Linked DNA regions of Mus musculus: region 1 is linked to region 2. Evidence: chromatin contacts called from ENCODE Hi-C or POLR2A ChIA-PET data. All regions are on one chromosome and are shown on one strand. Each heading gives the region's core, a stretch centred on a gene start or an enhancer-like site at or near the end of the contact. The rest is flanking DNA. Distances are from core to core; before and after follow the strand shown.

Region 1 (2,700 bases), core at 16-2,515, 38 kb before region 2:
ATGAGATCTTGTGGGGAATGTCTGTGGGGAGAAAGGGCAAAAAAAAAAAAAAAAGAGAGAGAGAGAAAATGGAGCAGGTGCAATGGCTCAGTGGTTAAGAGCACTGACTGCTCTTCCACAGGTTATGAGTTCAAGTCCCAGCAACCACATGGTGGCTCACAACCATCTGTAATGGGTTCTGATGCCCTCTTCTGGTATGTCTGAAGACAATGACAGTGTACTCACATAATATAAAATAAATAAATCTTTAATAAAGAAAAGAAGTGAGAAAACAGGTAAACTAAGCCCCCCAGACATCCCTGAACTATGTTGCCTCAAAGTAAAATGTCTCCCCATACAATTTATTTCTATTCTTTCCCAGCTATATAGCATGAGTCAGCCAACGGCATTTTCTTCTTTCTTTCCTTCCTCTTTTTAAATTTTGTTTTAGTTTTATTTTTGAGATATATATCTCAACATATATCTGAGTGTGTGTGTGTGTGTGTGTGTGTGTGTGTGTGTGTGTAGAGCTTTAGCGCTCTTGGAACTGGATTTGTAAACTAGGTTGGCCTCGAACTCACAGAGATCCTGAGTGCTGGGACTCAAGGTCTGTGCCACCACCAACTAGCTAATGAAAGGTTATTTCTTATACTAGCTAACTGGGGGTATAACTGACAAATAATAAACTCATCTTGAAAAATAACAAAGTTTGGAGATGACCTTAGAAGGGGAAAAAAAGGAACTGACCCCTACTTGGGTAACTTCACACTCCCTTAAACTTCCTCCATTACTCTCCATCCCCTGCCCCAGGATTATTCAACACAAAGCAGCTAAAGGAACCGCCTCAGCACTTCTACGGGTTACCTCCATTTTTATGTATTTACCGGTGTGGTATGCATGCGTTTGCGTGCCAGGGCCAGTGCACACGTTGAAGTCAGAGGACAAGGCCTTTTGCCTCGAGAGAGGAAAATGACTCAGGACATCCGCCTCACTTTCGTTTTCTTTTTCTTTTTCTTTCTTTTTTTTTTTTTTTAATTATGCTGAAGTTCCAGGCTATCCCTTACACTGGCTATCAGGGCTCTCTGCAACCTTATTTTCTCAACCCCCAAATTCAAGACCTCAAACAGAGAACCTGGGAAGAGTAACTATTTAATGGATTTGGGGAAAGAATCAGCCAACTAGGGGCTTCAACTGGGAGCTGTCCAGAGAGCGGGTGTGGGAAGCTGGCATATCTCCAGTAGGAGTAGAAAGCCGGGGGAAGGCGTGTCAAACTGGCCGCGGCTTCCGGAGCAGAACTCTGGACAGAAATAGCTGTCGGACAGGTTGGTTTTGAGGACTCTGCTGGAGCATTGCTGCGTTGGCCCAAATTTGACTTTAGGCGGGAACCGCGGCTGGTGCGGAGTTCCTCCGAGAGGCGAGAGCTTTAAGGTTGCACCAAGGGAGGGGACTCAGGACACCGGGGACCTGCTCCGACCTGGCGTGCATTGTCAACGAGGCAGAAGACCGCGGTCCGGGAGCGGCGGGAGACTGATGATCCTACAGGAACTGAGCGCAGGATAGACCGGACGAGCGCCCCTCGGAGATCACGTAGAATCCAGTGAGCTGTAGCGCGGCAGGAGGAAGCAGGAGAATCCCAGAATCACAGATTGGACTTCCTGGAACTTAGGGTGAGTTGGTTTCGATTCCCTAACTAAATTGGGCTGTTATTCTGCTGAGATCTCTGCTGACCTTTTTTTGCCCAAGGAGGATGGAGATCGAGGAATGGCATTCGAGGAAAGGCAAAAGGTGGGGACTGGGGACCCGCCCCGAGGTGCCCAAGTCGTAGAGTAGATGGGTAGTCAGTAGGACAATTAATTTCCAGCACAGACGATTACGGGGGTTTGGGGTAGGGGTGGGGGAAGCGGGGACTCAGGACAGGGTTTCTCTGGGTGGCTCAGGCTGCACTGGAACTTGGAACTTGTTCCGTAGACCAGGCCGGACATGATCTCAGAGATCTGCCTGCCTCTTGATTGCCAAGTGCTGAGACTAAGGGCATGTATGCTCCACCATTACTCAGCGGGATTCCAGTTCTTAACTATGAACGCCCTCTTCCTTTTCTGGGGCCCATTTCACGAATAATCTAACGTAAAGTTTTTTTTTTAAAGGGCATCTGATTTTTTTTAGACTATTTATTTATTTGTTTATCGAAACAGGATCTCACTGTGTAGCTCTGGCTGGCCTGGAACTCACTGTATAGTCCAGGCTGGGGGGGGGGGGGAGGATATGAGTAATTAATATATTTAGTAGTGCTTCCAGATTTTTCTCCTTTGCTCTCAGACATCCAAGAAAGAGCCTTGACGACTTGGGCTCACCATCTGGGAATGGCTGGGCCCCGAGATCCATTGATTTTTCTCTAAGAGCGTCCTGACAGGCTAGAGAGATGGCTCAGCCATTAAAGAGTACTCTGACATTAATGCCTGTGCCTCCTGCCCAGGAATCCTGGGGACAAGGAAAACTAATTACTCACATGCTTGATTTCAGTTTGGCTGCTTTTTCACTTTTTTTTTTTTTTTTTTGGTAAGATTTAGATTTATTTAATTTGTTTTATGTGAGTACACTGTTGCTATCCTCAGACACACCAGAAGAGGGCATCAGATCCCATTACAGATGGATGTGAGCCACCGTGTGGTTTCTGGGAATTGAACTCGGGCCCTCCAGAAGGGCAATCAGTGCTCTTAACCG
Region 2 (2,700 bases), core at 123-2,622:
GAGAAACCCTGTATCGAAAAACAAACAAACAAACAAACAAACAAAAATCCTTTCTCCTTATTTTAGCCACTCGGGACACCAGCAGCAGCTTGTTCTGATAGCAAGAAAAGGGAAAGGATAACTGTCGGTACACGGGGAACTGAAGAAGTGGCTCACAGGTAGAAAACTGGCTGCTAGTCCCCAGGCTCCGTTCCCAGCACTTACTTATTTTCTGTATATGAGTACACGGTTGCTGTCCTCAGACACACCAGTAGAGGGCACCAGATCCCACTGATGTTTGTGAACCACCATGTTCCTGGGAATTGAACTCAGGACTTTTGGAAGAGCATTACAGTGATGTTAACCACTGAGCCATCCCCTCAGCACTGTGAAGAGGGCTTTTGGGTTGTTTGTTTGTTTGTTTGTTTGTTTAAAGACCTTTAAGTAAGATTTCCTTCTTCAGAAACATGTTTGGAAAATCTTACGTGACAATTTATATTTCCAAGCCATTTATCATAGTAGTTTTCAAGTTGAAGACATTGTGCAAGATTTAAAAAAAAAATTTTTTTTTCCGACCATTGCGGACAAGTTGCTCAACCCAATGAGAGACTCTACAGGCTCTGGAACTCTGGGGACAAACTTTTAAAATCATCGATAAACTCTTTAATAAAACCTTAGGAAGAAGCAGGGGAAGTCACTTTTAAAGAATTATTTATTTATTTTATGTATATGAGTACACTGTTGCTGTCTTCAGACACACCAGAAGAGGGCATCTGATCCCATTACAGGTGGTTGTGAGCCACCATGTGGTTGCTGGGACTTGAACTCAGAACCTCTGAAAGAGCAGTCAGTGCTCTTAACCACTGAGCCATCTCCCCAGCCCCCGGGAAGTCACTTTTAACATTTTCTTTCTTTCTTTATTTTCTTTTCTTTTTTTGGTTTTTCGAGACAGGGTTTCTCTGTATAGCCCTGGCTGTCCTGGAACTCACTTTGTAGACCAGGCTGGCCTCTGCCTCCCTGAGATTAAAGGCGTGAGCCATCACCGCCCGGCCACTTTTAACATTTTTCACTCTCAGTAGAAGAGGAAGGGGAAAAAAAAAAAAAAAAAAACCAACTCTCTTCCTCAGGGCTTCTTCCCGCCGAACAGTTCAAAGGAAGGGGCGCGAGATGGCGGACTCCGCACGACTACCAATTGCAGGAGGCGCCTTGGCCGGAGGTTCTCGCCCAGAAATGTATCAAAGGCTGACCAATGAGGGCGCCACTATTTCAGCTGGCGGCGACCGACGGAAGAAGAAGAGAAGAGATTGGTCGCCGTCCGCAGTGGCTGGCCAATAGGAGCTCGCCGAGCCGCGGCTCCAGCGGGGGCGCCTCAGGGTCCAGAAGAGCTGCTGGGCGCGGGCGGAGCGGGTGCGCAGTAGGGGATGCGCGGTAACGATGGCCGAAGTCGCGGTCGGCCAGGCGTCCGACTTGGTCCCCTCAGGTGAGGCTGCTCCCTGCTTCTTCTCCGCCCTGGGGGCCTCTGGATGCGGGTGGTGGTCCCTTGCTCTGCGGCTGCTCACGGGGCCCAGCGAGGTGGGCGGAGGGCGCGCTGGGAGCTCGGCGGTCTCCTTCGGTCCGGCCTGAGGACCTCGACCTTCTTCCTCCTCCTTTCCTGAGGAATGGGGGGTGGGGGAGAGCTCGGGAGGAGCTGAGACGGGGCTCGGCTCGCACCGATTGCGGACCCTCCACGGAGTCGTTCTCCGGGTGCTTCCCGCGCGGGTCGAGCCCCGGTGACTGACTCTTTGACCCTTGTCGCTCGCTGTTTTAACTTTTATCACCGCAGCGGAACTGCGACCGAAGGATATTTTCATTCTCCTCTTCCTGCGGGGAGGCGGGCGTGGGCAGACAGGTTAGGAAACTTAACTTTGGTTCCGCAGCTACTAACAGGGCGAGCCTGGATACGAACCCGGGTCTGACTGAATCCCCGCGGGCTCCCGGCGACCTGTTTATTGGGGCAGCCGTCGCTCCCGCCTTCTGTGTTTATCGAAACCAAAGCTTAGCAAGGGTGGGGGGCAGAGGTGGAGTTCACGGTCTGAGGGCCGCTGACTTTTCGGGGCCATCGGACTAGCGTTTGTGTCACTTAAAGAAGGGGCTCATACGAGCACGAGCCCAGGATTTGGGGAACGTGTTTTGTTTTTGGATGTGTGTGTGTGTGTGTGTGTGTGTGTGATTGAGGAACTAAATTGTAAACTTTAAATAGCAGCCTGTAAGAAGCACTGTTCAGAGAGGACAGTTAAGTGCATCTAGACCTAACTTAGGCATGCTTATTTGTGACAGTCCCCCTCTGGAATCCGGACTGCTCTCAAACTTGAGGCAATCCTCCTCTCTCTCTCTAATGATGGAATTACAGTTTTGAGGAAATATGCAAGGAGTATGGGGGGGGGGAGCTATTTTTAAAAGATAATTCTTGTGAGGATGTCGTTAAACTTTAGAGCCATATTAAAAGCATCAGTTCACATATTTTTGAGTAGTGAAGAGCTTAATTTTTAAAGCCTATCACCTTTTTTGCATAAAAATTTAAAATTGATAAGATTCTTTTCTAGAAGTCTGCTAGAGTTTTAGTAGTGAACAGCTCCTGGTATATTCTTGATTGTAGCTTTTGGTTTATCATTTTGGACTTTTTTTCCTTGTGTTTTTGAGAAGTGGAAGACACGATCAGTATTATTTAGCACCAGCAGTGAC

The links. Hi-C counts contacts between places; a loop is a spot of excess contacts on that map. ChIA-PET counts read pairs that join two places held with the same protein, here RNA polymerase II (POLR2A).
Region 1: a loop to region 2 is called in a map of heart, with 2.2 times the contacts of the local background. The contact joins the promoter of Mlkl here to the promoter of Rfwd3 in region 2. A Hi-C loop is called at or near these places in 1 of 37 maps with a recorded cell type or tissue (heart). POLR2A ChIA-PET finds 5 or more read pairs at or near these places in 1 of 5 experiments (Patski).

The regions. Positions count from the first base shown.
Region 1 is chr8:111,336,770-111,339,469 of GRCm38, reverse strand. It overlaps Mlkl (mixed lineage kinase domain-like), which reads left to right and starts at 1,265. Exons shown (of 11, transcript NM_029005.3): 1 at 1,265-1,646.
Region 2 is chr8:111,298,894-111,301,593 of GRCm38, reverse strand. Rfwd3 (ring finger and WD repeat domain 3) reads left to right here and starts at 1,372. Exons shown (of 13, transcript NM_146218.4): 1 at 1,372-1,459. The coding sequence starts at 1,414.